Regions from separate parts of the Homo sapiens genome. Here region 2 is linked to region 1. The links are chromatin contacts, found by Hi-C in ENCODE. All regions are on one chromosome and are shown on one strand. Each heading gives the region's core, a stretch centred on a gene start or an enhancer-like site at or near the end of the contact. The rest is flanking DNA. Distances are from core to core; before and after follow the strand shown.

The links. A loop is a pair of places that touch in the nucleus more often than their neighbours do. Pooled maps may share reads with other maps.
Region 2: a loop to region 1 is called in a pooled map, with 8 times the contacts of the local background. The contact joins the promoter of B3GLCT here to the promoter of NUP58 in region 1. A Hi-C loop is called at or near these places in 6 of 50 pooled maps.

Annotation. Positions count from the first base shown.
Region 1 is chr13:25,300,259-25,307,019 of GRCh38, forward strand. NUP58 (nucleoporin 58) reads left to right here and starts at 1,367. Exons shown (of 16, transcript NM_014089.4): 1 at 1,367-1,622. The coding sequence starts at 1,516. RefSeq lists enhancers at 1,023-1,262, 1,423-1,502, 1,613-1,662.
Region 2 is chr13:31,195,265-31,202,132 of GRCh38, forward strand. It overlaps B3GLCT (beta 3-glucosyltransferase), which reads left to right and starts at 4,711. Exons shown (of 15, transcript NM_194318.4): 1 at 4,711-4,890. The coding sequence starts at 4,821. RefSeq lists silencers at 4,352-4,411, 4,462-5,361, 5,422-5,671.

The DNA.
Region 1 (6,761 bases), core at 117-2,616:
CGTTGTTTTTTCTCATAAGGGCACTAATCTCGCCATGGGCGACCCACCAAGGTGACCTCATCTAAATTGAATTACCTCCCAAAGGCTCCATCTCCAAATACCAACATATTGGGGTGGGGTAGGGCTTTAACATATGGATTGGGGGAGGAGGGAAATAGTTCAGTCCACAGCTGGTGGCAATGCCCAAGCTCAACGGAAGATTAAAGTACTGAATTAGGGAGAACTGTGAGATGAGGTTAGAAAGACTAATCATACGGAGGTCATCAAGTGCCAAACTAAAGAGCCACTGGGCTTTTTAGATCATAAATCCGGGGGTTGCTTATGGGATGGATTTTGTTAGAGATCACGAGTAGGAAAACCATTTGGGGGAGTAATGTAACAATCCCTGAGGGAAAAATAAAAACTAACACTATGATGACAACCCTCGAATGCACCACCACCAGGAAGCCTTTCCTGATGCTTCGCCAGAGAGGTTCTCTTTAAACGCGAATTTTTCTTGAGTTATCCTAGAAATGTAAGTTACACCTCACATTTCGCCTTCTTTCGTACATGTTCCTGTGCGTTTCCTAATCCTTCCACTTTGTAGTTCCTCCAGCACCGGTTGTGTCCGAGGGCCCTTCTGGCGGAGCCACACTCGCTCGGCCCAAGGTCCCGCCCTCCAGCATCAGGATGCACGGACAGTATTTGTGGACTTGACCGCATCCCAGGAAATCCAGCGGGCCTGGCCACTTCTGGGCGCCAGGACCACAGCCGGCCACCCCACGGACGCCTGGGACGCTCTTCTGGGCCCCCTTCGGGGCTGGGCGTCGGGCTCGCAACAACTGCGACCAACTGGCTCCGCGAGGCCTGGGGCGCAGGGGTGGGGCTCACGTCGTGGGACGGTTGCATGGATTATTTTCGATTGATTTCCGAACCTTCAGGAAGCAGACACGCTCCCCTTCCTTCTTAGGGATGGGGCGGCAGCCAACGAAAGCCCGAAGCCGCCTCCTTTTCTGAGTGGGGAGCTTAGAGATGCTCAGGAGGGACCTCCCCGATTCTGCGATTCTGAGCATCAATTTTGGCAGGAGGCTAGATAGAAGTAGCAATTGACATTCATCACCCTAAAGTGCGGATTATGTCAGTACAGATGCTACGATAGAAGAACTAAAAAATGACAGAAATGGTTTTACTGTTTTTAAACTCTGGGAGCCTACTCCTTTAAGAGATTAGGCAGTACGCCTATTCTCGCCTGGTCCCAGCGTACCTTGCGCGGCTCGCCGTCCCCCACTCACGTACCAGGGCTCATTGCGTGACGGTTACACTTCCGGCGGGCTACGTGCGCGCGGCGAGCGCCGGGCGTACTTTTGCGTGGTTGCTCCACCCCCTCAGCCTTGCCTTCGCCGCCGTTGGGGCTGGAAGTTCCCGCCAGGTCCGTGCCGGGCGAGAGAGATGCTGCCCGGCCCGCCTCGGCTTTGAGGCGAGAGAAGTGTCCCAGACCCATTTCGCCTTGCTGACGGCGTCGAGCCCTGGCCAGACATGTCCACAGGGTTCTCCTTCGGGTCCGGGACTCTGGGCTCCACCACCGTGGCCGCCGGCGGGACCAGCACAGGCGGCGTTTTCTCCTTCGGAACGGGAGCGTCTAGGTAACCGCACTTTCTCGCCTTCCTGGGCCGGATTCACCCCCACCCCCACCCCCGCAAAGCTCCCTTGGTGTCCCCATCCTGTCTCTTCCCTCTGGCTTCCTTCCCAGTGGGGCTGGAGAGAAGCACTTAATCTAGCCGCCCGGCGTCGTAGGCCTCTCGCCGCGGTACCCGGGCCCAGCGCGGCCTGGTGAAGTGGAGGGCGGGATGGGTTCTGTGCTGTGAGGTTTCCAGAATCCACGTATAGTTCAGGCATTATTTGGACCTAGTGGGGTCTTGACTGCGTGGAAGGGCCTTGGGGTCTACCCCGGAGCTTTAGCGATGTGTCAGTCTTAGGCATAGAATGAACATTGAATGAATGAATGAAATTATAGCATACTGTGGAGTTTTATGATAGATAATTCCGATTTCATTGCAGCATTTGCGGTTTTGGATATGACGGTGTTTTAATAACTTTGTGGTTTTTAACCAGCTTTTCAAGCTTTTGTGCCACATGGGACCTTATCTGTTTTTGTTAAAAAAAACAAAAACACTTTTTTACAGTGTTTATTAGTGGTAATTTTCTGCAGTATGTGCAGATTAGTATATCTGATGCGAGAATGTTGTGTTGTAATAACTCAATTTGTCTTTTACTTAAATTACAAAACGTAGGTAGCATGTTCCTTGTTTTTGTGCAACCCATTAGTTCAGGTGGCGACAAAAACATAACTATCCAGAAAGAAACAAAGTGGTGAGACATTTTAATGAGAGATTTAAGCTTTAGAACTCAATTTTTTTTAAGATAAAGGTGGAGGGGTTCATAAAGTTAAGGAGTGTGCACACTGTCAACAAGATACTTCCTGAAGCTTAAAAGATGTGGCTGTAGATTTAAAAGGCAAATACTTAAGCATGACCTGCAGTTTAAAAAGGGAGGGAGGAGGAACCACGGACTACACAGTCAATTCAGAAATTTGAATTTTCATCCATACCTCCGTTATTCTTACTCTACTCGCTCAACAACAGGTTCTGATAATGTTACTTCTGCCATTTCTGTTTGTCTTTATTTCCAGTTCCACAACCCTGCTTAGGCTATTGTCATTCGTGGAACAAATATTTATTGGACAGATTCCCATGTGCAAGGCTCTGTTTTAGGTATTAAGAGTCTTGCTCTCTTGATCCTTACATTCTTATGAAAATAATTTTGATTCTTGTCAGATTTTTAACCAGCTGTCTTTCTTGTTTTAGATGAAAACTACTCCAATCAACTTCTTCAATCTGTTCTGCCACATTTTAGCCAGAGTAATTGAAAAACAAAATTCCCATTGCTCTCTCTTTAATCATTACCCGCCATCGTTAGAATGAAGTTTAAAAAAGAAAAAAAAACTTACCATAGTCTGCAAGGTCCACTTCTGCTGGAACCTCTGGGGACTCATCTTGAGCGGGACTCATCTTGAGCCCATCTTTTTATTTTAGCTATGCAGACCCACTGTTAAAAACAAACACACAACTACCACCCTAAATAACTGAAATGAAGTTTCAGAGAAAGATACCCTTACTTCATGGGATGCACTTTGATATTTTCTATTTCTTTTTTTTTTTAATGTTGCTTATGACTTGATGAATTAATTTTTATATTTCTCTCATGGTCCTGATCTTAGAAAGCCTGTCCTAGCAACATGGCCTTTTCTCTTTTCAAGTGGGCTTTGCCAGCCCCTTCCTTGCAAATATCAAATGGTCTCTTCCCCAGAGAGGCCTTTTCTGACCTGTCAGTCTAGGGGAGATTTCCATTCTCCTAGTACTCTTAGAGTGCTGATCACAATTGTAATCAGTTTGTTATATTTATTGTTAACTTGTTTGTTGTCAGATCTCAGCACTAGAATAATTAATACCTATGTCTCTCACTGACTAGAAACTGCCTGAGGGCAAGGTCTGAGTCTTAATTTCCCACCTCATTGTCAGTCCCAAGGACAGTGCCTGGCATAGAAAAAGGGCTTTAATAACAATTTGAATGACTGAGCAAATGAGTTATTAGTAATAAGCTATAAAAAATTACCCAAGTTTTAGAGAGGCTTGGATAAATTAATGAAAGAGGAGACTGTCCGACATAAATTTGTTAGAGTGCTGGTTGGGAGGCCTGACAGCCCCTAGTGCCACCTAGTGATTTGATGTCTTGAGGTTGGTCATTTTAGGGGAGTTCTCACATCTGGAAAAGGAGTATAATATATTACCTGAGTTGATGAGTGAGATGAAGTATTTAAATATTTAGCATCAAGTCTGGCACTTGCTAAGTGCTCAGTAAATCTTAGCTATTATGTTAGCTACCAAGTCTGCATTAGGGCAAGCTGGGCAAGTTAAAATAACATTCCAGATGTGATTGAGTCAAGTTGGCTTTTCTACAGTACATCCTATCAAGTCCTTGGCAGATAACATTGGTTTGAGGCAATAATTGGTCAAGTTTAGGGTAGCTTTTGCTTTTCTTGAATTTAGTAAATTTCACTGCCACCAAAATTTCTCTCTTGCTTTTGTGGTAGAGAAAAATTTCATTTTGATGTGTTTCTTTGGCAGTATTTTCAACTTTCATTATGTAATACTTCATAATGTCTTCAGTTATGTTGTCAAGATTATATATATATATATATATATATATATATATATATATATGTATTTTTTTTTTTTTTTAAGACAGTCTCACTCTTGTTACCCAGCCTGGAGTGCAATGGCGTGATCTTGGCTCATTGCAACCTCCACCTTACGGGTTCAAGCAATTCTCCTGCCTCAGCCTCCCAAATAGCTGGGATTACAGGCACGCCACCACACCCGGCTAAATTTTTTATTTTTATTTTTGGTATTTTTAGTAGAGATGGGGTTTCACCATGTTGGCCAGGCTGGTCTCAAACTCCTGACTTCAGGTGATCCATCCACCTTGGCATCCCAAGGTGCTGGGATTACAGGCGTGAGCCACCACACCCAGCCGGCAGTAATGTTTTAGTATCCCCCAAATACTCATTTACCCTACTCCACATTATACACACAACAGTGTCAAAATAACAATACGATCAGACTACTACCAGCTAAGCTAAATGTTTTGGCATATATGCCCCTTTTATGGTTGTACTACCTATGTTGTCTGGATATAGCCATTACATACTATATTCTTTTGCTTGTAGCGCTCACTTAGGTTTCTGTGTGTGTGATCTCACTTAGTTTTGATTGTAGCAATATGTTGTTAAAAATACCTTTTAAATTAAGACTAAATGTTTAAAGATCTGTGGGGTTTTTTTTTTTTTTTTTTTTTTTTTTTTTTTGAGACAGGGCCTTGCCCTGTCTCCCAGGCTGGAATGCAGTGGCGCAATCTCAGCCCGCTACAACCTCCACCTCCTGGGCTAAAGTGATCTTTCCACCTCAGCTTCCTGAGTAGCTGGGATTACATTCAGGTGTGCATTGGCACGCCTGGCTAATTTTTGTTTTTTGGAAGTTTTTTGTTGTTGTTTTTTCGGTAGAGAGAGTTTCACCATGTGGCCCAGGCTGGGCTCAAGCTTCTGGGCTCAAGCAGTCTGCCTACCTCAACCTCCCAAAGTGCTGGGATTACAGGTGTGAGCCACCCGGCCTGGTCAAGATCTGTGTTTTAATTGTTAGCGAGAGCTTACCGCCCTGCTTTGTCTCCTGCCTCGCCTTCATATGCCCAAGGTGCACACAAACACATTTTAAAAATCAGTACTTCTCCTTTTACCTACTCAGTATGGATGGCACATCTCAAGTTCTACCCTTAATAAGCTCCTCCACCTCCATTCCCCTCACAGTGATTAGCTCTTTGCCTCAAACTTCTGCAGTATCTCTTTGCCATCGTTTGGTACTTGATTATAATCTTACTTATAGTAATTCTAAACTTACTGAAGGTGTGTACATTTCTACTGCTTGAATTATCTCCTGCTTGAGTATTTCTTTTCCTCCTTGTCTCCCAGTGTTTGCAAAAATTTGAGTGGCTTCTTAAGCTGATTATGAAATTGAAGACACCCGGACCCAAGTAACTTGGAGAACTCTTCTGGCTTGGAGTACAGTTATTTGTGTTGTTTATCCCCCTGGTAAACGGCATGTTCCTTGACTAGGGGACATCTTTCTGCTCCCTTGCTATTCCTGGCATAACGCCTTGTACATAATATGTTTAGTTAAATTTATAAGTATCCCTAATGATAACAGTCATAACAACATTTATTGAAGTTAATTCATCCTGTGCTCTGAACCCTTATATTTAAAAAAAAATTCTGCTGGCCGGGTGCGGTGGCTCACGCCTGTAATCCCAGCACTTTGGGAGGCCGAGGCAGGTGGATCACGAGGTCAGGAGATTGAGACCATCCTGGCTAACATGGTGAAACCCTGTCTCTAGTAAAAATACAAAAAATTAGCTGGGTGTGGTGGCAGGCACCTATAGTCTGAGCTACTCCGGAGGCTGAGGTAGGAGAATGGGGTGAACCCGGGAGCCGGAGCTTGCGGAGTGCCACTGCACTCCAGCCTGGGCAACAGAGTGAGACTCCGTCTCAAAAAAAAAAAAAAAAAAAAAATCTGCTAAGTGGGTACTGTTAATTCCTGTTTTGCAGATGAGGAAATAGAGGCTCAGAAAGGTTAAGTAATGGCACACAAGTACCAGAACATGGGGGGATTGGTACTGGAACCCAGCCACACTACTGCTGCCAGGGCTTTTGAGACTTTAAAAATGACATTGGGTTCTCCCATGGTGATTATTCTTTATGGAAGGGCAGCAAAGGAAATAATAAAGATAAATATGTAGGATAAAGAGAATTTGCCATTATGCTGTATAGTCTCCCTTAAATCTCCTACATAATTTTGGAAGTGTCAACTTGTCAAAATTTGCTTATTTTCACAGTTTGTCTTCCCACCTTTTCATAGCAAATCTGAACCCCTGAGTCTTGATAAGAGTAGTTGAAAAGTTGTGAAGTTTGTTCACTTTCACTTGTTTTTATCAGCTGTTCTTTTTTTAAGCTTTGCACTGTGCTCTGAAGAGTTTCTGTTAATGAATACATGATCCTGAGACAGGGTGATTTTGCTTTGCGTTTAACTTTTGCCAGGAAATGTCCCCACTAGTTTTTCTATGCTTTTTTTGGTGGTAAAATACCTAAGTCTATACTCTCCCCAACACCACATTGC
Region 2 (6,868 bases), core at 3,461-5,960, 5.9 Mb after region 1:
CACGGTGCCCAAGCCCCTGCTCGGTACGGTCCTAACCAGCCTCCCCTCCATGTTCCCTCGTGCTGGCCAAACTAAACAGCTCCTCAGTCTCTGAACTCTCGGTCTTCCATGGCATTTCTTGCTTGTCTCCTCTGCTTGGAATGCCTTCTCCCCTTCTCTCTTGGCAACCGCGCCATCTCGGTGAGGCCCCATGCAGCCCCACTGATGAATGTGCTTTCCTTCTCCTTGCCCTTGTTCGTACGCTTCTTAGGGGATTTCCATGTTCCAGGAGGGTTTATGGCTATTTCTGTATGTCCTGGTCCTCCTAACTAGACTGTGATCTCCCCCAGGAAAATGCATTTTCCTCCAAACTCAGCATGCCATATGAGGGCCTCATACATGCAGTTAGTCCGTGATACATTCGTCACAAACACATAAAATTTTTGTTGAGCTTATTAAGCAAGATCCTACATCTGAAAGCAGCTGTTGTAAAATGAACAACTACTTATTAGCAACAGCACCAAAAACACCAACACATTTTGTGTGGGCTGCTGAACAGTCATGCCCCACGCCTTCTGTTCTTAGTGAAAGTCAAATGCAGACACTTCCTGTCATGCCTGCTATGAGTGATTCCTGATCTTTACTGGGAACAGAAGGATATGTGATTCTACAAAGGAGAGCGAAACAGCCAAGTAGATCATCTATTTCTGATTAGAAGTTTCTAGGATAGCTTTCTTGTAGACAGGCTTTATATCACTCTGTGTCTTCAAATGTCAATGGCTTCAGATTTCTGGGCTTTCCTGGGGGGTCTGCTGAGATGGTAACCTGTTATATTTCCTGGATTTTGGTTCAGGGTTGTTAGGCTGTGAGAATCCCTTTGTTAAGCTTCTTTGAATAAAAATCTTGGTTGAAAGTTTGGTTTGACAGAATGGGTTTTGCCTAAATATATATATATATATATATATTTTTTTTTTTCCAGACAGAATCTCACTCTGTCGCCCAGGCTGGAGTGCAGTGGCGTGATCTCGGCTCACTGAAACCTCTACCTCCCCAGTTCAAACGATTCTCCTGCCTCCCCCTCCTGATTAGCTGGGATTACAGGCGTGCGCCACCATGCCCAGCTAATTTTTATATTTTTAGTACAGATGGGCTTTCACTACATTGGCCAGGCTGATCTTGAATGCCTGACCTCAAATGATCCACCCGCCTCAGCCTCCCAAAATGCTGGGATTACAGGTGTGAGCCACTGCACCTGGCCTTGCCTATAATTTTTGAATAGCTTTGGAAGCAATGTGAGACAAGCTCCCTGAGGGCATTAAAGAAACCACCGTATGTCATCAAAGGATTCTTCCTGAGTACATGCAGTGGGGCTGTGGCTCTGGGTCCTCTCTGAGTGATGAAAGTTTTGCTCCCTCTCTTCTCTTCCTGTCTCCCTCTTCTCCACGGGGATCATAGATTATCTTCCTTCCCAAAACGCTAAAGCGTAAGGTACAAGTGATGAGTCTTTCTCCTGTAACCCCCTAGTGTGCACTGATTGTGGGGTGTGAGGATGGTGAGCAGATGATTAAAGTACTGTAGCATAGGTCTGATATTATAATGACCTTAAGTCCCGGAGACCCTGTTTTAGACATTCTATTTTACTATTAAACCTTAAGACCTGATTTTAGGTTTGGAAAATAATCCTCAAGACCACTCATAATTCATAAACCTGCTGTTTTATGCAGGAAGAGAATAGTCCTCCTGAATTGTGTTGACTGCTAATCCACTTTAGGCCTGACACTGAGTGAAAGGGCACCGAGAGTGGGAAGAGTTGGAATATGCCCTTTGGGCTTTGCTAGTATAGAAACAGGGTGCCTGGGAGGCCCCTTCCAAGTCACAGGAGAGAGGCAGCAGGCTGGAGGGGGCACAGTGAGAAGCTGTTCCTCCTTGCAGCCCCTCTCCCCACCCGCCACACTACTGTTGATTTGCACATTCGTGCTGTGCCTCAGCCTGGGGCGCCTGTCCTCCTTTCTCAGCTCAGGAACCTGCTATTTCTCCTTTAAGATCCTGTGCAACAGTCGCTTCTTTTCTTACAGATTCCAAAGGCCCTGAGAGATTTTTTTTTCCCTGTGTGTTCCAAAGTGTGCTGATCTACGCATGCCATAGCATTTATAAGAAGGTAGCAAAGTTAGTTATGAACATTTTTGTCTCCCAAACTGGACCGTGAGTTCTTGGGCCCAGGACCATGTTTTATGCTCTTTAATATCTGCCCCAGAGCTTAGCAAAGGGCACATCAGCTAGAGGTGCTCCCTATCATTTGAATGAATGGAGTTCAGCCTTTTGGGCCTCAAGGATAACTGTTGTAAGATCAGAAACCATCTGTTTGGAACTTGTTCATTAGATTATTTGGCTCTCAGTGGTTTTAGTATGTCTTTATGTTCTCCTTTAGTATTTAGAAAATTATCTGTAAAATTACCAGTCTGTTTTAACCAGGTTGCGACAGTGCCTTCCCCAACAAAAGATGGCTCCTTGCTTCTTCCCCTGTCCCTCAACAAAGAAAGTTTCAGGGGCCAGCATGGAGGTGACAGCTGGGATTGAGTAAATCCCAAGAAGATGGCTTGCTTGTTTTCATATCACAATCTTAAAGTTTATAGGATTTATTTTTTTTCTACTTAGAGTTGTTCCTTTACAGTCAATGTTATAGGCAAGCAGTGCCTATCATGTATCTGTTAGTATCCTCATCAGTACGTTGCTCTAGGAAACTCTCCTGACATGTGATTGGGAGAGAGAACTCCCAGCAAGTCCATTTATCATATGACTAGAGTAAGTGAAAGGCAATTCTTTTTAAAATGTGAGTTATGGAGCTTTGTAATGTGCCATTTATCTATGTCTACTGTGGAAAGGAAGGACACCAGGGCAAGTTTATTACTTAAACGGTGTGTTCTCTGTTGTCCTTAGGGCTTAATTTTCCACACCTTGTTCTGGAACATAGTAATACTCTAACATGATGAATTTCCATGAAAACATTGATTAAGCACCAGGAGTTGCTTACCCACGTGGAGTAGGCATTTGACCCTGCTTATTAGTCTTCTGTGTCTAATTAAACAGTTTGGTTAAATGTTTACTACCCCACATATGCAAGGAATATTTTCTTGGAAAAAAGCGAAAACAGCTTTGGAAATTGGAAACAATCTAGAACTACTAGGCAGGTAAGCTTGAGAATTTCCCAAGGATAAAAGCAATGAATTCAGTCAACCATAGATTTGAAATGCTTCACTAAGAAATGAAATGGAAGGATCCCTACATTTCTTTTTCCTCCCATCAAAATGGTATTGACAAGAGACCATAAACCTTGGGCGAATGGAACAAAAGGGAACTATTTGCACTCACACTAAATGGATCACACGTGAAATATTTAGTTCCCAGTTTTAAGAAGTCAATATAAACCACACAGAGAGAAAATTCTTTGTCTCCAGGCCTCCTTTTCAAAACAATCCCAGCAGGTATTGCACAATTGCAGACAATACTGTCCTAATGCATTAGAGCCTAAGTCCCCTAAACGCATTCAAGTTAAGAGGGCTCAAGCCTACAAATGTTTATTCAGCACCTGCTTCTCTGTCTCCAGGACATCCTACTTGTATTCCCAGGGCCATCCTACTTGTACTCCCAGGGCCTCCTCCTCCTTAAATGTTTAGCAAGTAGGTGAATGTTGTATGTCCATGTGAAAGATACTGGCATTCCTAGGGTGCTTAGCAGAGTTGCAGTCACATAGTAGGTATCCAACAAATGAGTAAATATGAAGGAAAACATAGAAACTGCCTTCAAGAGGTCATGGGCTAAACTAGGGCTGGGAAAAGCACTTGGTCCTGTGCACTTCCTTGGAAACAGAAGTGAGCCAAGGCTTGAGGGAGGCACGAAGGAGTTCAGAACCACTGAAGGGAGCCTCTAGTTCTTACTTGTAATGCTTTCCCCTTCAGTGCACCACACAACACAACAGGACCAGTCCCCTATCAGGGCCACCACTCTACCGGGCTGGGGAGGAAAGCCCTTCGCAGTCCTGCGGGAACAGGAGGCACTCCCACATTGCTCCACTTCTCTGTATTCCAGTTTAATTAATTTTTATATTTTGAATAAAATTACACCCACTCTCTTCCATTATGGTGAACACTTAAAATTACATTTATAGAAAATTACATTTACACAAACTTGTTTAAAAGCCAAATCCCAGACCTAGGCTATTGGCCAAATTCCATTTAAAGGGGATATTAAGTAAATTAGTTGAGCTGATTAAAAACACCTTCATCAAAGTAGAGCATTGGTGCCAACAATATTAAGAGTTGAACTATTGATTACATTTTTTTTTCCACAGCAGATAATACATTAGCAGGGAGGAAAAGTGATTACTGCTCGCTTCCACTTCACAGGTAGAACTACTGATGGGGGTGACGCGGTAAGGTGGGAGGGCATGAAGGCAGGGGACGCGGCCTAGGTCAGGAGGGACGCAGAGGAGAAAGGAAGAGGAGGGGTGGAGGCTGGTGGCTGGAGGGGGCAGAGGTCAGACGCCTCGAAGGAGGGCGCCGTGAGGGCAGAGCCGCGGCCACCTCTACCGCAGCAGCCCGTCGGGCCGGACACCAGCCGCAGCCGCCAGCCCGGCAGACGCTGGAAGCGCGCACAGGGGTGCTCCCGCTCCCGGCCGCCAGAGGGCGCGGCCGGCGATGGCGCGGCGGAGACGGAGGGAGGAGGGGAGCCGGCAGAGAAGGGTCAGCCGCGGCGGCAGGGCGGCGGCGGCAGCGGCGCAGCTCCGCTCCCCGCGCGTCTCCCTTCCCCGCGCCCAGGTAGGGCGCTCAGCCTCCGCCGCCAGGATGCGGCCGCCCGCCTGCTGGTGGCTGCTCGCGCCGCCGGCGCTGCTCGCGCTCCTCACCTGCTCCCTGGGTAAGTAGCGGGCGGCCAGGCGCGCAAGGGCGAGGCGTGGGGTTCGCGGGCACAGTCGCCCGTGCCCCGGTCGGCGCGGGGAGGGAGGCGCAGGGCGGCCCAGCCCTGCCCCGCCGGCGCGCGCGTCCCGCCGTCCGGTCCCCGCCGCGCCGCGCCGTCAGCAGCGCCCTCTCGCGGCGCCCAGGTGGGACCCGGGCCCGGGACCCGAGGCGTGCCCGCTCGGCCCCTTTCGGTCTTGGGTCCCCGCTGCCGCCCCGGCCCCAGACTCGCGTCTCCCAGCCTCTGCCGCCCCGAACCGGCGGGCGACGGGGCGGCGAGGGCGCAGCAGCCGCCCCCACAGGAAGCGCGCAGGAACTGTGCCACCGAAGAAACTTTGCAACAGCGCGAGTGGCGGCGGCGGCGGTCCCGCCCCCCTGCCTTCCGCCCGCGCTCCGCCGTCCTGCGCGCCCCGCGCCGGGCGGGAGGCTGGACGGGAGCCGGCGAGGCGGCCCTCGAGGCCCCGCGGCTCCTGTTCGACCCCCGGGGGCGAGGACTGCGGTCCCGGTGTCCGCGCGCCCCTCCGCAGGGCCTTCGGGACGTGCCCTGGCCCCTGAGGATAAGCGGCCAGCTCGGCGCCAGCCCTTCCCGGATTCCGACCCGGAGGAGGACAGGGGCGCCCGCTGGGCCTCCGCGGGAGCTGGCGCGGCGGGGAGGCTTGCTCCTGTCTCGGGTCTCCGCTGGGGACATCAGGGGACACGTCTGCGAGCAGAGCAGTGCTTGCCCGGTCTCCTGCTGCTGTAATGCCCATTCTTTTTTATTTCTTTTCTCCTCGCAAGGGCATTTCCCCCCTTTATCTTAAAACGATGTGATAAAAGTTAAAAAAAAAAAAAAAGCAGCCTTGTAATTGACTTTCATGATCAGATTTGTTCAACTTTGAAAGCTTGAGCGAAAAATTATTTTTTTTTCAGACTGCTACAGAGTTTTTGTCCTCTAACCCAGACTTGCTGGTGTGAAAAGGCAATGATTTCAGATTTTTTAGTAATGGCAGAATGGTGCAGTTTAGGAAAAGACGTAGCGTTATTGCGCACTGCTCTTGTTAGCCCACCGGAACCTTGACAGCCTGTTTTTATTTGTATTTAAGCTCTCTGAATAAGGATTAATTTGCTGCATTTGTGTACTTCTGGCATTTCTATAGGCGCTCAGTAAGTGTGGGAAAAGAGCAAGATTAGTTGGTAATTGTTTACATGCATGATTAATTAGGCAGCAGTGTAATTAAAAATATTAGGGCACCTCCGGCAGAGAAGGCTGTAGTTGGTCTTGGGGAGCGACTGAATTTGGCTGGAATCGGCTTCAGTGGAAGAAGGGCATTGCTGGGTGGCAGCCCTGGGAGAAAGGGAGGTTGGAGGTTTGGGAAAGCGACTGGGTGACTCCTGGCTGCATCAGTTGGCTTGTTGCCTGGATGTTTTGCAACTAACCAAATGGGTGGGTGGTAGCTGAAATTGGTATTCTATTTATAGCACTGCACTTTATAATGCTGTACTGGGGGTATAATATTTGTATATAATATATACAACATATGGGCTGAAATGCACATTTGTATTGCTGTGTCTATTTTTTATTACCCCCAGGGGAATATTTGCACTGTCCAAATTTGATAATACACTGAAGGACATTCAGAATGCACTAAGATGTCAACACATTTTTAGAGATGTCTATTAGCCTTGTGAAGTTGTCAGATAAGCACAATAAATAAGACATAAAATGCATTAAAAGGTCCCTGTGAGACATTTGGCCTTTGGGAACTGGCTTTCATGGGTTGGCACAGACGGGAGGCTGTATTCTTCGAGGTCTGAAGTGAATCATGAATACCTTTTATGGAGCTCTGCTTCGATTTAGGGGAAGGGCACCGACACGTATAAAGATGTCCCCACTTACGATGTTCTTGGAATCTTGCTGAAACAGAATGTGACAGGCGTTCTGTCACATGTGAACAATCTTG